Linked DNA regions of Mus musculus: all the other regions are linked to region 1. The links are chromatin loops, found by intact Hi-C in ENCODE. Cell type or tissue: heart. All regions are shown on one strand. Links, peaks and the distances in the headings refer to the core of each region. The heading gives the core; the rest is flanking DNA.

The links. Hi-C counts contacts between places; a loop is a spot of excess contacts. Peaks named below come from ENCODE experiments on the same cell type or tissue, not always from the same donor. Only the 100,000 strongest peaks of a DNase experiment are listed, where the experiment ranks them.
Region 2: a loop joins it to region 1, with 5 times the contacts of the local background. A loop is called at or near these places in 2 of 42 quality-filtered maps.
Region 3: it touches region 1 in a loop (5-fold over the local background); 15 of 42 quality-filtered maps call a loop at or near these places.
Region 4: a loop joins it to region 1, with 5 times the contacts of the local background. A loop is called at or near these places in 21 of 42 quality-filtered maps.

Annotation. Positions count from the first base shown.
Region 1 is chr15:75,058,150-75,063,137 of GRCm38, reverse strand. It overlaps the pseudogene Gm5960. Among named protein-coding and RNA genes, the nearest start is that of Ly6c1, 12 kb to the right of the region's middle. In heart, for the core only: CTCF peaks have their summits at 920 and 2,412 (motif pointing right); DNase peaks (open chromatin) are centred at 877 and 2,407.
Region 2 is chr15:75,594,174-75,599,161 of GRCm38, reverse strand. Gpihbp1 (GPI-anchored HDL-binding protein 1) reads right to left here and starts at 2,532. Exons shown (of 4, transcript NM_026730.2): 1 at 2,432-2,532; 2 at 2,009-2,131; 3 at 1,533-1,649; 4 at 949-1,432. The coding sequence starts at 2,483. The coding sequence ends at 1,038. In heart, for the core only: no CTCF peak of the experiment used is centred there; DNase peaks (open chromatin) are centred at 1,501, 2,601, 3,911 and 4,351.
Region 3 is chr15:74,917,272-74,922,259 of GRCm38, reverse strand. No RefSeq gene overlaps it. Among named protein-coding and RNA genes, the nearest start is that of Gm39556, 6.7 kb to the left of the region's middle. In heart, for the core only: a CTCF peak has its summit at 2,597 (motif pointing right); DNase peaks (open chromatin) are centred at 689 and 2,479; H3K27ac peaks cover 586 bases.
Region 4 is chr15:74,965,462-74,970,449 of GRCm38, reverse strand. Gm28068 (a long non-coding RNA gene) reads right to left here and starts at 3,519. Exons shown (of 3, transcript XR_875428.1): 1 at 2,382-3,519. In heart, for the core only: no CTCF peak of the experiment used is centred there; DNase peaks (open chromatin) are centred at 2,069 and 2,599; H3K4me3 peaks cover 937 bases; H3K27ac peaks cover 923 bases.

The DNA.
Region 1 (4,988 bases), core at 381-4,380:
ATTCTAGGTGCTCCAAATAGAACATTTATATCAATGTCCTCCCTTCTGCCTTTAAAGAGAGTTAGTTAAGTTGGGTCTGTCAATCACCTGGCCAAGAGACAGCCCCCTTGGGAAGGCAAATTCACCTAAAGTCAGGCTACAATGGGACATGGTTCTGTTATAAAAAGCAACAGAGTGCTGAGTGATCAGAACTTGGCATTCACCTTAGACTATGTGAAAGAAGCCAGGACCAGAAGGTGTGCACTGCTGGGCACTGTTTACACAAAGTATCCAGAATAGATGAATTTGTAAAGATGGAGGGAAGACTGTCAGGGGTTGGGGGAGGGGTCGAGGGTGTCTGCATAATAGGCATGAAATTGTCTGTGGAGGGATGGTGACACTACCTGTGGAGGGACAGAAAGGCAGGCTTACAGAGAGCACAGACGCGCTGGGCTTTTTACCTGGGCACAGGGATTATGGCCATGCGTCCTCCTGTTTGAACAGTAAGTGCTCTTCCTCAGGAGCCACTTCCCCAGCCCAGGCTGGGCTCACACTCATGTTCTTCCTGCTCGCCTGTCCCCAGCGCTGGGACTGCAGGTCAGCACAACCACAGCCGCTTAAGGCTTTTTTCCTAAGTCCGGGGTCTCTGTTATTGCTTGGATTCTGATGTAAGACACCATCACCAAGTCTAGGTCCATGGAGTTCTCCTGTTTTGTAACAACTGTAGTTTTGTAACTGAATGCAGTGGTTTTGCCCCAAAGAAACTGCTCATATATGCCTGGAAAAAGAGGAAATGAGAGTCCTGGAGCTCATCTTTCTAAACAAAGCTGGAGGGTAAGGGAGAGACTTAGACTTTGGAGGCTGAGCTCTATGTCAGGGCAGAAGGGGCCCAGCCTAAATCCCAAATTCAACTGCAGAGAGGAGCGCCCCTAGAGGCCGAATGTATCATGACAACCAGCGAGTTTAAGGTCTGGATGAGTGAAGACAGGAGCTTTGGGCTGGTTCTAAGTGGCTTTCTTTGAAGGGCATTATCTGAAACAAAGAAGCACAAAAACTGAAAATTAAACAACTTTCCTCCTTAAAAGCGGAAGAATTTGTCATTGAGTGACTGCTTAGCTCTTGAGATGAAGCTATGGATCTATTTGATGATTTTAATTATTTTATTTTACTAATTTTTTGGTGTGTTGTGTGAGGTAAGGATCACTCCATTCACAGTACTCAGCTATTCCAGAGTCAGCTGTGGAAACACTATTATTGTCGACACGGACAGACATGGCCCTACTGTTAATAATCACCCAGCATGTACATGGGTTTGTGTGGGCTTCTCGACTCTACTCATACCTGTCTGTATTACACTGGTTTTTGTTTTTGTTTTTGTTTTTGTTTTGTTTTGTTTTGTTTAGTTTGAGACAGAATTTCAAGTAACCCATGAACATTCTAAGACTTTGAGGATGCTCTTGAACTTCTGATCCTATCTCCCCTGGCTTTGGAGTCCTGGGATTATAGAATTGCACCAGAAAATTCTGTGACTCTTCCAATTTCATGTGAATTTCAGTAGGAACCACTCCTTGCCTTTTTCATCCCCTCCCTCTCCTCCCTTCCTTCCTTCCTTCCTTCCTTCCTTCCTTCCTTCCTTCCTTCCTTCCTTCCTTCCTGCCTTCCTGCCTTCCTGCCTTCCTGCCTTCCTGCCTTCCTGCCTTCCTGCCTTCCTGCCTGCCTGCCTGCCTCCCTCCCTCCCTCCCTCCCTCCCTCCCTCCCTCCCTCTCCTCCCTCTCCTCCCTCTCTCCTTCCCTTCCTTCTCTCCTGTCTCTCCACCCTCCACCTGACAATCTGAGTTTGAGCCTGGAATCCACACAGTAGAAGAAGAACTCCTTTAAGTTGCCTTGTGACCTGTACACATGCACTTGTTACACGCACATGTGCACATAAACATACACGATTAATAAATAGTAATTATTAATTAATTAAAATATTTCCTATTTTTAAGCCTCAAACACACTTCCATTTTTAGGCCTTCCTTCATTTATTTCACTTCATTGCTTTTAATATCCTAAGCTTGTGCCACTTTGTTTAAACATATGCCTAGGTGTTTGCTTCTTCTCTAGGTTATTGTAAAAAGAAGTGTTCTCTTCACTTCTTCTTGCTCTTCCTTGGTAGTCTATAAAAAACAAAAAATCCCTGGCTTTGTGTGTTGACCTCATATCCTGTATTTTGGCTGACTTTCTCCCTTAGCTCTTCCTATTATTACAGGACCTTACTGATGGAACATTCTGCTTTTCCAGGTAAATCCTTTAATAGAGGGTGTGGAGAGCAGGGCATGGAGAACACACCTATGATCCCAGTACTAAAGGACTTCAAGTTCAAGGCCAGACTGGCTTACAGAGGGTTGGAGGTAAGAGCCTGAGAGCCTTGTGGACAGAGGTAGTTCCTCTGCTTGGCCAGCAGGTGGCATCTTCTCCTCCAGTCTTCAGGTGGTTAGCTCTGCACATCTCCATGCCCTGATCTCCTCTATTCATAGATCAATTGAGTTGGGAATGATCTTCTTTAAATGCCTCATTTTATCTTAGTTAATAGCCCTGTGACAATCCAGGCTAGGTGCTAGGGCTCAGGGTTTCAACACATGTGGCTGCAAATTTTGAAGGTTGAAAAGCTGCTTTAAACTTTCTTCAGTTGTGTATTGTTGTTTGTACTGGTTTTTATATGCTTGGCCCAGGGAGTTGTACCGTTAGGAGGTATGGCCTTGTTACAGTAGATGTGTCACTGTGTACGTGGGGTTTAAGACCCTCTTATTAGCTCCCTGGAAGGCAGTCTTCTTCTAGGTGCCTTCAGAATAAGAGGTGGAACTCTAAACTTCTCTAACATCACATCTGTCTGGATGATGTCATGTTCCCACCTTGATGATACTGGACTGAACCCCTGTAATTAGTCAGGGTTCTCTAGCATCACAGAACTTATGGGTGGTCTCTATATAGTAAGGAAAGTTGTTAATGACTTACAGTTTGTAGTCTAACTCCCCAACAATGGTCAGTAGAACCTGTGAAAGAAAGTCCAAAGATCTAGCAATTATTCAGTGCCACAAGGCAAACAGACAAACGAGAAAATCTTCCTTCTTCCAATGTCCTTATGTTAGACTCCAGCAGAAGGTGTGGCCCAGATTAAAGGTATGTGCCACAATGCCTAGATCTGGGCCTTGCTTTGTCCCAGATGACCTTGAACTCAGAGACCTCCTTGCTTTAGTCTCCTGGGATTCATAGCCACTATGCCTCAAGATCTCCATGCCAAGATTCAGGTCAGAAACTTGCATGTCCCAGCGTCAAGATCAGGGTCATAGAAGAGCCTTCCAATTCAGGATGGTAGTGCATTCCAGATATCGTCAAGTTGACAACCAGGAATAGCCACTACAATCCATCCCTTCTCAACTTGACATAAAGAATGTCTCATGTCCACTTGAAACAATAAGAAGGTCATGAATATGCCTAACATGATACAACTATCCCCTCTATAATCCCAAATGCATTTTTAAATTTAAATGGGCCAATGTCCCTTAGGAACATTTTTTTGTATCTCAACTTAAATACCAATTGACTTCACAGAAATTGGAGAAAGACAAATGTGTTCTTAACAAAATAAAAGAGAAACATTCATATTACTTTATAATCCTCATTTTTGCCAATTGTTACATGGACTTAGCTGTTATTTATAACTACCTTCCTCTACAACCCATTCTGTATTTCCTCCACCCTCAGCAAGCATCTCAGCAGGCTTAGGCTCTTTTCCTGGAGGATTGACACATGCCTTCATTCCTGATGGGTCTGCATCCTTTGTCATCCTGCTTGGATTGGGCTGTTGTAGTTTTCCATTGACTTTAATCACAGGATATGATGGAACTAAGAGAAGCCCTAAGGGATCTCGTGCACTCCAGACATAATCCTGCTTACATCCATTGCTAGAGAGACAATCCAATTTCCCCATGGTAATCTGGATCTACTACTCCTCCTAACACTGTTATTCCTTTCTTAGCCTGTTGGTTTAATGGCATTAGAAGCCCAAAATGACCAGGGCGTCCATTTCAATGGCATGTTTATTGTGGTTTCTGGTAGGAGCACTCCCCTCTCTGGAAACAAAAATCTAGGCCAGCAGAACCTAGAATTGTGGGGTCAGGAAGCAAAAATTTTCCTAGAGCATCACTAGGAGAGATAGTGAGTTGAACTATTCCCTTCTCCACCCCTAGATTCCTACACCCATGGATCCTGGCTGTAGGAGAAGTGTATCATATGATGCTGATTCAAACCATATACTGCTTTCTGAAGAACTCTGCCCCAGCCCTCCATGGTGCTGCTACATAATTGATTAGACCAGTAGCTTACAGATGATGGGGAAAATAGTAAGACCATGGATTCCGTGATCAAACACCCACTGTCATACTTCTCTGTCTGTGAAATGAGTTCCTTGGTCAGAAGCAATACTGTGTTGAATACCATGATGGTGTATGAGCGTTCTGTGAGTCCACGGATCGTGGTCTTGTCAGAGGCATTATTTGTAGGAAAGGCAAATCCATATCCACAATAAGTATCTACCCCAGTAAGAGCAAAACATTGGCTTTTCCTGGAGGAAGTGGTCCGATGTAGTTAACCTGCCACCATGTTGCTGGCAGGTCACCTCAAGGAATAGTGCCATATCTGGGGCTCCATGTTGGTCTCTGCTGTTGGCAGATCTGGAAACTTCTGGCAGCAGAAGCTGTAGCCAGGTCAGCCTTGGTCAGTGGAAGTCCATGTTGTTGAGCCCAAGTACAACTTCCATCTCAGCCACCATGGGCACTTTGTTCATGTGCTCATCGAGCAATGACAGGGATGGCTGGAGAAAGAGCCTAACTGTCCACTTGATTATTGAACTCCACATCAGCTGAAGTCACCTTTTTGTGAGTATTTACATGGGAAACAAATATCTTCACATCTTTTGTCCATTTGGTGAGATCTATCCACATACTTCTTCCCCAAATGTCTTTCTCA
Region 2 (4,988 bases), core at 670-4,669, 540 kb before region 1:
AAAGGCCTCTAGACTTCTAGTTCTTGCAACACTGAGCTACTGGGGACCCAGGAGTCCCTTAAGCCATGCTCCTTGTTGCACTGTGGGGAAACTGAGTTCCATCCAAGTCAGCGATGGAACAGTGGCCTAGGCATGGTCTCCTTCCTCTATCCCAGAGCTCTGCTCTGGCACCAACTGCTGGTGGAGGTCTAGCTTGGTGCAGTCAAGGAAGCCAAGAGCTCAGCCAATAGGAGCCATACCCAATCAAGGGTTGGCCCATGTGCAGCCAGGATCCCTGCCCACTCAAGGAGGGATGCACACCTCCTGGGGGCCTCTCCTCACCAGAGATACCCATCCACCCAGGCGAGAATGGGTGTGTCGTCTATTTGTCTGCCTAAGGAGCCCTGGGGACTTTTTGGCATTTCCCAGACCTGCTGTCCATTTCAGGCTCCCAGAATCCTCCCGGAGGCCTACACTAGAAGGGAGGTCCTAGAATCCAGAAAAGGATGGATTTCTGTGCCAGGCTGTAGCTGGAGAATCTCCTCCTAAGCAGTCAGGCTTTCTTTACCCTTTCTGCCTCCCTCCCTGCCTTAGCTGCAGTCACTGTACCTCAGCCCTGCAATATTCTTGGATTCCTTCCAACACCCCCTCCCTCCAGGTCTCCGGAGGCTCACCCTGCACCTCGCACGTATGAAAGAGCTGACTTCCTCTAGATGTTGGCTCTGGGGAAGATTCTCGTGCCGGCAAATTCAAGATGAGAATGAGCCTTCTAGGCTTGTTACTCTCTCTGCGTAGCTGAGCAGATGGGGCCCCTATAGGCTGAACATCCCCCGAGCACAGGCGATAGACAGCTGGATCTGAGGCTGACATGTTACCCACACTGCTGCCCATGGGTTGAGGAGAGAGGAAGGCCAGGAGGCCTGAGGGTGAAACTGAGGGCAGAGAATGGCCGAAGGAGCTGCAACGAGCTAGATGGCAAACGACATTCAAGTTTATTCTCTGAAGCTGGTTGTCAGGAAGGAGAGGCCAGGGCGTCCTGGTTGGAGGAGAACGGGTCTTCAGGCCCCTGACGCCCACAGACAAGTGAAGAAGCTGAGCAGGAGGGCTATATTACCAAATTTGGTCCAGCCTGAAGGGTATCCTGCCCCACTTCCCTGGGGCTGGTTAGCCTTGCCACTCTTAGGCAAGTTAGCCCCATCGCTCTGAGGATGAGCAGCCTTGACAACCTGGGGGTGGCTAAACTTGCCACCCTGAGGATGTCTAGTCCCACTTTCCAGGGGGCTGTCTGCCCGGCCACCCAGAGGGTTCTGGACTTGGGGGTTCTGCCAGGGTGGAATATTGCACAGTGTGGACTGGCAACAGGTCTGAGTCATCTGGGTGCCTCCCACTGTCTTGATGATGGGCTGGCAGGTATCAGTACACCACATGGAGTAGGTAGTCAGGTAACCTTTGTCTAGGGGGTGTGGAAATCAGGTGGTGAGGGTGGAGCATGGGCGTCGGCTGTGGGCTCTTCCTCTGTTCCCCACCCTGGGTGTGCCTCCCCAGATGCTCACCGGTTCCGCTGTGGGAGACGAGCGTGATGCAGAAGGGTTTGCTGCTGGAGCAGCTCTGTGTCTGATTGCAGCTCTCCCCGCTGTGAAGCACTTGACAGAAGTAGCATTGTAGAGGTGCTGTGGGTCGCAGGGCAGCTCAGATTGAGAGAGAGAGACTCCAAGGCCATGCCTAAGTCCCAATCCCCACCACCAGTTACCCGGTAGCCCTCCCAGGGGGGCCTGGAGCTATTAAAAGGAAGGACAGAGCATGGGGTTCAGATAAGGTGAGACCCAGGGCTAAGGGACATTGGGGGTGGGGTGAGCCTGAGAGGGGGAAACCCTAGGTGTCAGCTCAGGGTGGAGAAGGTTGCAGCCTGTGGAGAGAACCAGTGTGTGGGCATGCTGGGCTCCCCCCACACCCCATACCCAAGGGTGAGATGTAAGTGTTGGAGGAATGCTCTGTGCAGAGCAGGAAGCTGGGCCCTCAGCTGGGGTACCTCTGTCCCTGCTTCCAGGGATCATGTTGGTCTCCTCCTCTTCCTCTTCATCATCGTCATCATCGTAGTTGTAGTTCTCTGGCTCCGGGTCCGCATCACCATCTTCTTGTGCCCAGCCACTCCCTGGTGTCACAGGGACATGAGTAAGCTTTGGCCACTTAGATGCAGAGGACACACTCGGGGTTGAGCGCTAAGTCCTGACCCTAACATGCCCTCTTCCCCATACCCTTTCCATTTTATGGAAGGAGACAGAATTCCCCCCACCCCCACCCCTGCAGTGCCGAAGCAGCCAAGCCTGCAGAAGAGAAGAGCCCCAGGCCTTCTATCTTACTCCTCAGGTCTATTCCTTGTCCCTAGGATAAGGGGTGCCTGGAGGTACTCATGGGTAAGGACTGGGCCATCCCTTCTTGAGGCGACCCGCACCTGGCTGTCCACTTAGTAGCAAGATCAGGAGGACAGCCCTGAGAGCCTTCATCCTGGCTCAGGCTGTTCTGTCTACTGGCGCAGTCCTCACTCGGGGTTCTGAGTCTGCAGTAAGTGGGACATAGGACATTCCTGGGGGCTTCCTGTGGCCCCCACCAGCTCTAATCTTAAACAATGGGTCTCGCATTGGTCTCCAGCTACAGGCACCAGGCCAGGGACATCATTTCCCTCCAGAACCTCCGGGGATAGAGAGGAAAGGGAAGCTATTATATTGGCCTTGGGTGTCCTGGTCACCTGAGCTGTTTCTGAGCTGGTGGGGACTACAAAAGGTGAGTGGTGGCCTCAGGAGCCACCTGGTCTTGTCCTGGCTCTTTACACCTCCAGGCCTCGGCATTATCATGCTCAATGTGGGCCTGGTTCTAGGCTGCATCAGCACCTATCTCAAACCTCTGGGGAGCCTGGCTTCACAGCCACAGGGGCTCAGGACTCTATTTGAGGGTCACAGGCCAGGCACCTTCCTCCCGAGCGGAGTCATTCTGCAGAGTATTTAGGAAAGAACATGGTCTGTCCAGCTGCAGCCCCAAGAACCATTCTTCTCCTCACCTCCTGTCTGTGATCTTGTTCGCCCAGGCTCCTGCTGCTCCGGCCTCTTCCTCCTTAGACAGGTAGCTCCCTTAGTAACCCGCTTCCCCTTCAGTCTCTCTTTATGAGTTACCTCCCCAGAGGCCTCCCTACTGCTCACATGTTTCTGGATATCTACCCCCTCACCCCCCGATATTACAGCCTCTGACCCCTCTGGGGTTCCTCTGCCCTTGATAAGCCTACAGAATGTAAGTCCCCTCATCCCTGGGCCTCTGCACCTAGGTAGGTGTTGACTTAGAGACAGAGAGCTTTCTGGGACTGGCTTCTGCCTGGCAAACTCCCAGCCACTGTCTCCCCTCCCCCCGGCCCCCACCAGTGTACACTGTGTGAGCCCTTGGATCCCTTGGGTCTCTCCCAGGGTATAGCAGACCCCCAAACTCCAGGGCAGTTTGCAGATGGATGAGCTAGGTACTGGAAAGTCATGTTCCTTCACCTGAAGTATGGAGAGAACCACTGGACTCAGGACAGGAGTCGGAGTCACTGGCAAGTCCTGGGAAGTCTGCCTGTCTCATGACTTGGGCCAGCTCCTTAACTTGCCTAAGCCTCAGTTTCCTGGATTGTCAATAGGCAGTGGGAGAAACTGCCAATCTCCTAGAGGTTTCTTGGAACAAATATGTGAGTCCCAGTTCCCTGTTTCTCAAATTGTCTAACCTCGTCTTTCTCCTAGGGTGAAGTGACCATCAAGAGCCAGGACTCACAAATGCAAAGGACTGCATGGCATGGGTGGTCCCCTCTGGGCTGATTGGAAGACACAGGTGTCCGATGACTTAGCTGCAAGCATGCTGGACCTCCTTGACTCCTCTTGAACTGTCTTCCTTCCTAGCATTTGGGAACTTGCCCAGCCTCCTGTTGTTCTCCACCCCCATTCCTAAGTCCTCAAAGCCATGGTTTCTTCCCCAGTTAGGGTCATCTCTTTTGGTCTTTCTTATGGCCCCAGACCTCTGCAAGCCACATGCTTACCTCTAGCTGCCACCTGCTTCCTCTGAGGGAGCCTCTGACCTGGTGAGGGCCTGTGCCACTCAGGACCCTGTAGGGAGAAGTAGGCTCGCTACTACACCTTCCTCCCATGGGCCTAGGCTCTGTCAAACAGTCTTGCCTCGAGCCCAGCTCTTCCTCTGCTAGGGCCACATACACCCAGGCCTGAGCTTGAGAGCAGTTCAGAAGAGTGAGAGCAACATTTAGAAAATGTAAAGGGCAGTGGTGTGGCCACCCTAGGTCCAGTGGGAGGTGCACATTGTCCCCAGTGCTGCACACACCCCTCCCAGACCCGGCACATGCTGTTCCCAGTCCTGCAGGAAAAGCCTGCTGGAATTTGGTCCAGCTAAGCCAAGGTTGATGACGCTTGGTGAAGATAGGGTTGCCTACCTCCTGATACCTTGGTGGCAGAGACTTACTCCCCTCAACTCTGACCTGAGTATGGATGGGAATCACTTGGTTTAGTGTGCATGGATCCCTAACCCCTCCCTACGGCACCCCCACCTTGTACTACATGGTCTTGAGCAGACCCAAGCGAGCCAATAGTTCCTCCAGAGTGAGGACATGTCCATTGAGAGCCCAAGATCTCAGTGTAGTGGCTCTGAGGTGCCCAGAGTCATCTTGGAGCCTGGGTCCTGGGCTTTGGCTCTTGGGTTGCATCTCCCTTTCAGCTCAGACTTCCTCTCTAAACAGACCTTTCTGCCAGTGGGTTCTGGCCTTGCCTTTACTGCATGCCTCCTTGGGCTCCAAGGATGCTACTGGACCCTGGCCTCCCCACTTTAGTCTTTTTGGAAGCAGCAGGCTCGGGCTCAGACCTCTGTGCTAGCTGTGGACATGGAATTCCTGGCTACTTATGCCCCTTCTAGTGAAGCGGCAAATGAGGTGATTGGTGAGGTTGGGCAGGCAGGGGCAGTACTGAGGGCTGCAGGCTATACTATCC
Region 3 (4,988 bases), core at 366-4,365, 140 kb after region 1:
TTGTCATGGTGTCTTCTGCGCAAGTGAAAACAATTTACCTTTAAAAGGCATATACTTGCCGGGCAGTGGTGGCTCACGACTTTAATGCCAGCACTTGGGAGGCAGAGGCAGGAGGATTTCTGAGTTCGAGGCCAGCCTGGTCTACAAAATGAGAAGGACAGCCAAGGCTACACAGAGAAACCCTGTCTTGAAAAAACAAAAACAAAACAAAACAAAGGCATATACTTACAACACATCTCTAAGTTCTGGAAGGCAGAGGCAAGGGAATCTCTGTGAGTCTGAAGCCAGCCTGGTCTATACAGCAAGTTCCAGGCTAGACTGAGCAGTAAGTAGCGAGTGGGTAAACAACAAGAACAAAACCAAGCAAAACAAAACTAAACCAAGCCCAGGAAAGGCCCCAGAGCTGTTTACTAGACTCTTGGAACCAGGAAGACATGTTTGGCAATTGGGTATAAGGTAAATATAAGAAACACAGAGAAACAAACCCTCCACATAGTAGGGACGGATGATAAAATATTCCCTAGGACTATGATTAGTAGATGCCAGGGTTGTGAGTCACACTGCATGGCTCTTGCCTTCTCTCAGCCTAGGGCCACAGGAGAAAGAAGGGTGGAACTCAGGATATTGCAGTCAGAGCTTCTTGAAGTTGCTCCCAGTGGGGCAGAAGGCACAGCTGATGGGATATTCAGTGGATGTGGGGGTGCAGAAGGGGTGGGGAATAGCAAGCCACTGTGGAAGGAAACAGGAAAACTCCAACTCTGCCAAGTTATTGTGCTGTTTCTACTGTCTCCCCAACCCCCACACCTCCACTGTGGTCACGGTTCATCACGTACGAAGCTCGGTGTCTATCCCAACATTGGCTAGGAGGACAGCTCTGCGGGCTTAACTCTGTTCTTTCACCTTTCGGTGGGTTACTGGAATGGCATCGACATCTTCAGGCTTGCTAGGCAAGTGCCTTCATCTGCTGAGTCATCCCAGAGGTCCAGCTCCAACTATCTGGATAGCACAATTATCCAGTAAATGGTTCCTCAGATCCACAAATGAATACCCACATGGAAACTCTTCTCCCAAACAGATTTTAGGGTGCCTGATGGTTGTCAACTAGATTAGGTCAGGAAATACCTGGCAGGTTAGTAAAACTCAAGGTGAGGCGTTTGTAAACAGTTAGATCCTGAGGGTTCTGATTTAATCAATGGGAGATGGTAGGAGGTAGAAGACTGAATGAAGGCAATGAGCCCCTGGGGTTTGTGCCCCTGAGCCCTCTATCTCTGGCTTCCTCCTGAATCTATCTTCTCACTGATTTCTTCCTATGCTCCCTCTGTGGTAGGTGCCGTTAGAGACAGAGCCTAGGCCTTGACTCCCACACCACTAAAACGACAAGTAATAATGAGAAGTGAAAGATTTATTTTGCATAACCGCAACAGGAAGAGAAACAAATTACTGGTTCAATTTCTGCCCAGACTTCCATTAATGGCAGACAATGATGGGGAAGCTGAAGTGAAGTGTGTCTTTTGTGGTACCCAGACTAGGAAAACCCCAGAGACCACCTGGAACCATAACTCCCATGCAAGCACATGTAAGTCTTTATTCAAGCTTGAACTTGGGCCACACACCTTCCTGATGTAACGGGATAGGAGAATGGGCCCCGAGGTGTAGGTGAAGGGGGTTTATACAGGGAAAAGCTGCAGGCAGGGGTTTCTAAGCCTTGTCGTTATATGAGAGGGTAAAGGAATGTTGGTCTTGAAGCTAATTGTTTTACAGCACCCTGGTTATACCACAAGGAGCGACCACACTTCCAAAAGGAGCATCTTGACCTAGGAAAGACTTATGCTTCCTTCCTTCCTTCCTTCCTTCCTTCCTTCCTTCCTTCCTTTCTTTCTTGTTTGTTTGTTGTTTTGTTTTGTTTTTTTTTTTCAAGACAGGGTTTCTCTGTGTAGCCCTGGCTGTCCTGTAACTCACTCTGTAGACCAGGCTGGCCTCGAACTCAGAAATCCGTCTGCTTCCCAAGTGCTGGGATTAAAGGCATATGCCATCACTGCCCAGCTGATTTATGTTTTCTTAGTCCACTCTCTTGTTATCAGCTCGCTGCAGCTGCTGTGTCTATTTTGCAACTGCCAGGGACATTTCATGCTTTTTCTCAGACCTCACAGGGTAGTGGCCATGCCTCTCTAAGGGCAAATTAACTTAGAATGGAGTCTTCAACAAAATGGAGCTTATTCTGCTACCTCAGTCCCTTCACTTTCCCTTCCCCAAGCTGCTTTTCGTCATGGTGCTTTCTCACAGGGAAAGTAACCCTAACTAAGGCAGCAGGGATAGGGCCCCATCACTTGCAACATGGGCTCTACCGGGTGTGATTGGAACCCGTGGGCCCCTCCCTGCAGGCCGTGCTCAGCCAGCAAGGGCACCTCCAGCCGCTTTGTTGGCTTTCTCTCTTTCTTGGCCTCATCACATTTTTAGAACAGGGATTTGTCTGTGAAGTCACCACTCTATCCCATGCAGACCAACAGGATTCCCCTCCTGCTGGGGGAGACCAGAATGCACACGCCCGTTCCTGTGGGAGTGTCCTGTGTGCACACTCAGACTTTGGTGGGAAGGGAAAGTTTTCAAGGGTGAGACCTCACCAGTAGAGGGCAGAGGAACCAAGGGAACTATGGGTATTATCTTGCCTGCAGCATTTTTAAAATGTCATTTGAATTAGAAAGTAAGAGGGAATCTTTTTTTTAATTAGATATTTTCTTTGTTTACATTTCAAATGTTATCCCCTTTCCTAGTTTCCCCTCAGAAAATCCCCTATCCCCTCCCCCCTGCTCCCCAGCCCACCCACTCCCATTCCTGGTCCTAGCATTCCCCTATACTGGGGCATAGAGCCTTCACAGGACCAAGGGCCAGTAAGAGGGAATCTTGAGGCTGTTATTTTGGGCAAAAAGCTGTCAAGAGAAGTAGCTCCCTTCTCCCCACCCCAGTCTTCTCCTCTCTTCTGAGGTGTTGTGTCTATAGTCAGATACTAGAACACGCTAGGCAAGTGCTCAGCCACTGGGCTACAGCTAAAAATGTTCCATTTTTATCTTTATGTGTATGGGTGTTTTGCCTGCATGTATGGCTTGTGCACCACATACATGCTGTATCCAACACCGGTCAGAGGAAAGCGTTGGATCTCCTGGAACAGGAGGGTTGTGAGCCGTCATGTGGGTGCCGGGAATCAGAGTCAGGTCCTCTGGAAGAGCGTCCAGAGCTCTTTGACTGCTGATCCACTCTTTTAGCCCCATAAGGCCCTTAAAAGCACTCAAAACTCATGATAACAATAACAAAGGGAAACTTTGTGTAAGAAGTTGGGGGGTGTTGCAGGAGTCTGGCCTGCCATACACAGGATCTCAGTCAAGCTCTGGCTAGAGGTAGGAAATGGAGGAAGGGTTTCCCCTCAGCCCAGGGGCTGTTGATCAAAACCTCCATTCCCCAGAGCAGCACAGTCCTAACGGGTTGAAGTGCTGGTAGCAAGTAAGTGCTGAGCACTCCACTCAGCTCCGAGAACACTACGGAGAAGGAGGCAGAAAGAAAACGAGAAGTGGCAGTGTTGTAGAATATGCCTCCACTCTGTACCACCAAAACCACTTAAAAAAAAAAAAAAACCCAAGACCTCTCAGAGGACTGGGTTTCAGTTTTGGAATCCCCTGGCTGCTTGGTAGGTACTTTCCCTGTGCCTGTTGCTGTCTACTGTGTCTGGGATCCACGAGCCCTGCCCGACCCCCCATCTTTAAACTTTTTAATTGGCAGATAAAATGGACCTGAAATTCCTAAAGGGTGTAACACCGAGCTTACTTTGTTTTACTCAGCCTTGGATCTCTTCCCGGTGAAGCACGAAACTGGGCAGCAGGCTTGGTATACCAGTATCCTGTTGTGATTATTGTAGGATTGTTGAAGTCTGAGGCAAGGGAAGGTGTCCGGGATGTTTCCAAGAATTCTGTCCGTGATCTTGCTGCATGGCCCCCAGTGGGGGAGGGTGTGCCTTCAGCAGGTCTATCCATGCCTGAGGACCACGCTGTCCACATTCAGGTATTGTGTAAGGAGCAAGACACACAGCCCCGTCCAGTTCTGTGGGGAACTGTAGTATCTGGGACAATCTGGACTGGTTCCCACAGTGGGTCTGCCTAGCTTTAAAAGCTCACAGGGACCCTCTGCAGTGTAGGCAGACATACAGCTATGCCATTATAGCACTGAGGCTTGGGGAAGACTACATAGGCCGCTGAGGAGTGAAGTGGTGGAGTGGGAAGCTAGCTGTGTGATATGGGATTGAGCAAGCGACAGCACCCCTGTTCCCTTCCCTCCCCAACACCTGAAATAAATTTGTCTCTAAGGCCCCCGGAAACTGCAGGCCTGTGACAGAGGGGCTGTTGGGTGATCTTGCCGATACTTTTGTGATCATTCTTCCTTCTTGGGAATGGATGGTTCCTGACTGTAGCAAGACCATCGGGCTCCACACTTTTGCTCTCCCTGAGCAACTTTTCCCATTTCTTTAATGAGTAGGTGGAGAATTTTGTACATTTTTACACTTCTCTTCTTTTGATTAAAAATTCTACTTTGGAATCCTTTTTTTTTTCTTTCTCCAGTCTGCTCTAAGCTTTCAAAAGCATCAGTCCATGCCTGCCACACAGTGCTCAGTTATGCCTTCAGCTGAATATCTAATTCTTCACTTGCAAGTTCTAAAAATATTGGGATAGGAACAGAGTTAGACCAAGCTCTTCTCCACGTTCTAATGAGGGCAGTGGCTCCTCCAGTTCCCAGCCGCGTCCCCCTTCACTCTGCAGCTCCTCAGAGGATTGGCTGACATTTCCCAGCCATGCAACCATGGCCATGCCATGATCTCTGTCTCCTTTCTTGCTGAGTCCTTACAGGAATCACCTTTAAGGTGACAAAGACTCATGGTTTAACCATATATTATAGTTTGGCTCGGAAACCTGGGCTCTTTTGGGTTCTTCCTCTGGACTCTGCTA
Region 4 (4,988 bases), core at 425-4,424, 93 kb after region 1:
TCCCTCTCCATGTCTCCATGTCTCACCCCAATTTCTATCATCAGTCCTTCCAAAAGCCCTCAGACCAGCAGCCCAGTGGTAGCCCCATTCCTGGGAGCACCTTTTGCTTTTTGGAGCTCTGCCCTCAGTCTCATAAGCTCTCGCTTATGAATTTACAATAATCATGTCCCTAAAACTCTGCTGCCTGTGAATTTCCCTATTTAACTTCAGAGCTGAGAACTTGAACACTACTGGCTTTGACGGCCTCTGAGTTCCCTAGGATCCTAGCTGAGAGAAAAAGTGTTGGCTCAGGACCACTAAGACCAGGTTCTCAGCACAAAGGAGTTGTATTTGCCCCAGAAGGACAGAAGGCAGGGATAAGAGACAAAGACAGGAGACAAGGGATGAAGGGGCAAGGGGGAGGAATAAGGGGCAAGGGAGACTGGTAGGGGGCATTTGTCTTGGGGGACGAAGGTCTGTGTCTGGATAGAGAGAAGACAGGTGGGGCCCATGGGCAGATGGGAAACCCTATATTAGCATGAGCTGTTTAATTTTAATTGAGCATGCTACTTAGGTGAGCCAAAGGGGTCTTTTGATTGCTGGACCTTGGTCGTCAGCCTCAGGAGGAGGAAGTGGCCAAATAAGGGAATAGACCTTGGTAGCTAGCTTTAGGAATGAAATCTAACAGATTTTAGCAAGGCAGAAAGAATTGGGGAGAAGCATAAGGCCTGCCAGAGCCATGTCTGCCATGCTCGAGCTAGCCAGAATCCCTTCACAAGAATGTCTGGTTTTTTTCCTAAAGTTTGTAGGTCTCTGTTCCTGCCATTTTAAATCAGATTAAAGAGTGCACCCACTTCATGTAGAATTCTGGTTGCACCACTGATCAGGGTGTGGTACTATTCCAGCAACCCCTAGGGTTGGTATAGGGCTAGCAGACAGAAGAGCTGACAAGGTTGTAGCAAAGTTTAGAACCCTGATAAAACTCATAATTGAGAACGGCCGCAGTTCAGACTAGCTTCCGACCAGATTCCTGTCCTAGAGTACAGGACCATGATACTCCACTAAGAGGACCATGACAACTGGTCACATAGCATAGAGCCTAGAGGTCTCTATGCTAATGAGATATCTAGGGGCTCGGAGTGTTTAGCCAATGAGCATTCTTCCTAAGCGTCCCTTTCTGCAAAAGGTATTTAATCTCTGGTTCACCCTGAGTAAATCACATGAGTCTTCATGTGCCATGAATAAACAGTTTGGACAAGCAAGGGCTGTCTCCTTCATCAAGGACCACTATGGGGGGAAGCCTTCATCATACAGAGCTGCACCTAAGTCTCGGGTAGAAGGCCCCTGCACACTCCTGGCACTCACCTGAGTTAAGTTGGAGCCCCCACACGCCCTCATCACAGGCCCTCGGCCCTTGTTCTCCCAACTGCTTGCAGTCCTCAGCGGCCTTGGGATACACAGAAGTATGGGAACCCCATTCTCAATGCCGTTCTCGGCGGCATCTGGGTGCCCAGGAGTTTGAGAACCACAGCCACTGTCCTAGCCCCTGCCATTTCTCACCTGGAGAAACATGGGTTGGGACCCCTATTTTAGACTGCATTTCACCTCCCCTGAGTGATGTGTTGGGGTCCCAGGAGCCTGGTACCCCGACACCCTGGAAGGCAGCTGTGAGGAAGGAACATAGCCTAGCGCCCGTGCATTTCTCCTCCACGAGAGATGTTCCAACACTCAAGCCATAAGATGGAACCGCAGACTCATCAATGGAAGATGGAATTATTAGACCAAGATCCTTAGTCATCTGCCCAGCAGATGGAAAGGCCCTATGGGTGAGGGCTGAAGGGAGTTTGCTCTAGGGCAGGGGACACTCAATTGTGGCATGTGGCTGTGTTCTCATTTTCATCTAATGACTTTAAGCTGATGGTTAGCACGGGAGCTGGATGTGCCACCGTGGCCACCCTTGCCCCTTTAATTCACCGGCAGGCACAGCTTGCCGGAAGAAGCAGAAGCCGACTAACCCTATCCCAGGAGGGTGGTGCTTTCAAACCCGGGCTCCAGGCTTGGCCACACGCGCCCCTAGTGGCAGAAGCTGTCAAAGCAGTAAGAGCGCATTTCAACTTTCAAGTCAATGGAATCTCCCCATAGCAAGCACACGCTGAGAGCTATTACACTCACTAACAACACTGTCCCTCCCTGGGGGCGAGAGGAGGATGCCCGACCCTTCCCGTCCAACCCATAGGAGTTTCCAGGGGCGCTTGGGGGTAATACGGGCATTGAGCGCTCCAGGGAAGATTTAGTCTGACTTGTGTGTTTGGGGAGCCAGAGCTACTTCAAAGGGAGCTTTCACTGGGCAGAACTCCCATTCCACTTTCCTGCTTAGATTCTGGGTCCTACTTAGGACTCACCATGGGCAGGGCACCACAGGCTTCAGACAGGCTGTAAGATACCTGGGAGAGAGAAGAGAAAGTAAATTGGCAGAGGTGGTCGGGAGCTAGCTTTCAGTTTCCTGACTTTTGGGAAGAGGTGGAGAGGCGGAGAATTTGAGTTTCGATTTCCTGAAGTTTAGAGGAGGGAGAGGACTATGGGGACCTTCGGAAGTGAAGGGAGCAGGGGCTCTAATAGAGCCTCTTAGGGCTCTCTGGCCTCTGTCCAGGCCTGGGATGAAGTGTATATGTCATCTCCGTGACATTCCCAGACCACTCCCCTCTGAGGGTGGAGGCTGGGGGCTGGAAATAGCACAGCTGGCCAGAGGCTGGGAGGTTGGAAGGTACCCCAGGGAGAACTTCTGGTCCACATAGAGGGGTCAGGCCCCACCTCACAGTCAGGTGCTGAGTTCTGGCTGGAACTCCTGGCCCCCACTGGAGCCTCTGTCCTCCCTACTTAGACATCCGGGCAAACCTGCCCAGGAGTTGGAGTCTCCATAGCTGTTTTCCTACACCACATCTATCCGCACAACAGCGTTCCCTTTTCATCAACAGTCTTCAGAGACTTGGGGTTAGAGGACAGGGTTCACAAGAGGGGCAGTCCTTCAGAAGTGCCAAGGAATGTCAAGGAAGTCCCTTCTTTAACACCCTGTTCTCTGGGATGGAGGTTGGGTTGGGAGACTGGACTTTGGTAAAATAAAGCTGTTAGAAACTTTATCTTGGAGCTCTCCTCCAGGGCGACCCTACTTCTTGATCAGAACTGATAGGATGGGGTGATAGAGGAAAATTTGGGGTGTCTTTGATTTTGACAGAGCCTTTTTTTGTCAGCTCTTGGTGAACTTAGCTTCAGAGGGCATTCCTCAACAGATAAAAGAAACTAATAATGGCCCTGTCTTCACTGGTTCTCAGTTCAAAACTTTCTGCACACAATGGGAAACTGCCCACCATACGGGGATTCCCCACAACCCTCAGGGCCAAGGGATAGTAGAAAGAATACATCAAATCCTAAAAGCTCAACTTCTAAAACAAAAGCCAACCACCTACCCCCATGTACAATTAACAATAGTTATGACTACACCAAGCATATTTAACATCTACAAAAACTCTAAGCATTCTCCTATTTCCCTCCATTGGCACACACCAAAATTAACCACCCCTACCCCCACCCCCACCCCCATCTTAGTACGATGTCATGATCCTTTGGATGGGATTTGGAAAGGACCAGACTCCTTACAACTGAGAAGGATTTCGTTTGTGTTTTCCCACAGTATCAGCCTATTCCTATCTGGGTTCCTGCCAGAAATGTCAAACACCAACCAAGAAGATAGCCTGCCTCTTACTGGCAGATCAAGGACAGAGGAGGTGGAGGAGGAGGCAGAGGAGATGCCATGCCCAAAAGAACAAGATCTCCTGGAAAGACATTCATGACCTGGTGACTGCTGCCCAGGCATGTGCCTTACACAACCTCCCTTCTCTGTAGCTGTCCTTCAGCCATGGAGAACTGGGTCTACTTGAAAGGGAGGCTAGAAATGATAAAGGATAGGGTGCAAGAGAAGGATGAAGCCAAGACAAAGTTTCTGATCAAGGCTCAAAATTTAATATTCAGCTCTGTGTTTATATAGGGAAAATCCACAGACCCCATCCTTTGTTTCAGCTAGATTAAGTTGCAAAGTAAGCTCAGCGGGCAGTCTGTTCCTGTAAGAAATTGCAAATGGGCTAGATGGAAGATTCCACCTGGGTCTTTAAGGTCCAACTGTGGCAAGCACTTAAGGTCTATTTAGCCTACTCAAGCCTGGAGGAAGGGGACACCTCTCCTTTGTCATTCTTCATACTAACTCCGCTAATGTCCAGCCTCTCTCTAGCCTTCCCAACACTTACCATCAAAGATTCTTCTCTAGGGAGACCTACAACAGATACACACTCAAAAATCATAGGGTCCCAGAATTGCCCACTTGAAGCATGTTGGACCAGGACTGAGATCTCCCTACACCCAGATGGCATCTCCACTATACACAGCCCTTTCCTCTGCTTTCCTTACTGAAACACAGGTGAATGTCTCCAGGAGGTATTGGAGCTGCAGAGTGGAAACCAACCAGCCACAGTGGCACCATGCTCACCAACCTAAAACTCATTTTCAGCTTTCCATCAGCCATCTGTGGGATGAATGTTGTCGAACAGGAGTCATGGGTAAACTCTACCATAATGGCTATGCCAAATACCCCATAGCCAACTTACATGCCTCTCGTGAACTCCCCCTTCCCACCTCCAAATCAATCTTTATGCATGTTAATATTCTTCAATGGGAAAATCAGTCTCAGAAGGAACTCCAAGCTACCCATTCCTGGCTACAGTAAATCCAATATACAGCTGACCTCCTTCCTTTAATGACCCACCCCAACTCCTCCCAAAAACTCCTCTTTTTTCTGTGCTTCTCTCTCCTGACTGCTATTAGCAGCTGTTCCCATAAAACCCATAGACCCTTACCCACAAGGAAAGCACAGGATATTCCTCTCTTCAACCTAAAGGTGGGGCATTTCTTCCCCCTTTTGCCTTGTAGGACCCTCCTCAAAAACCCCATCTTATATGTGC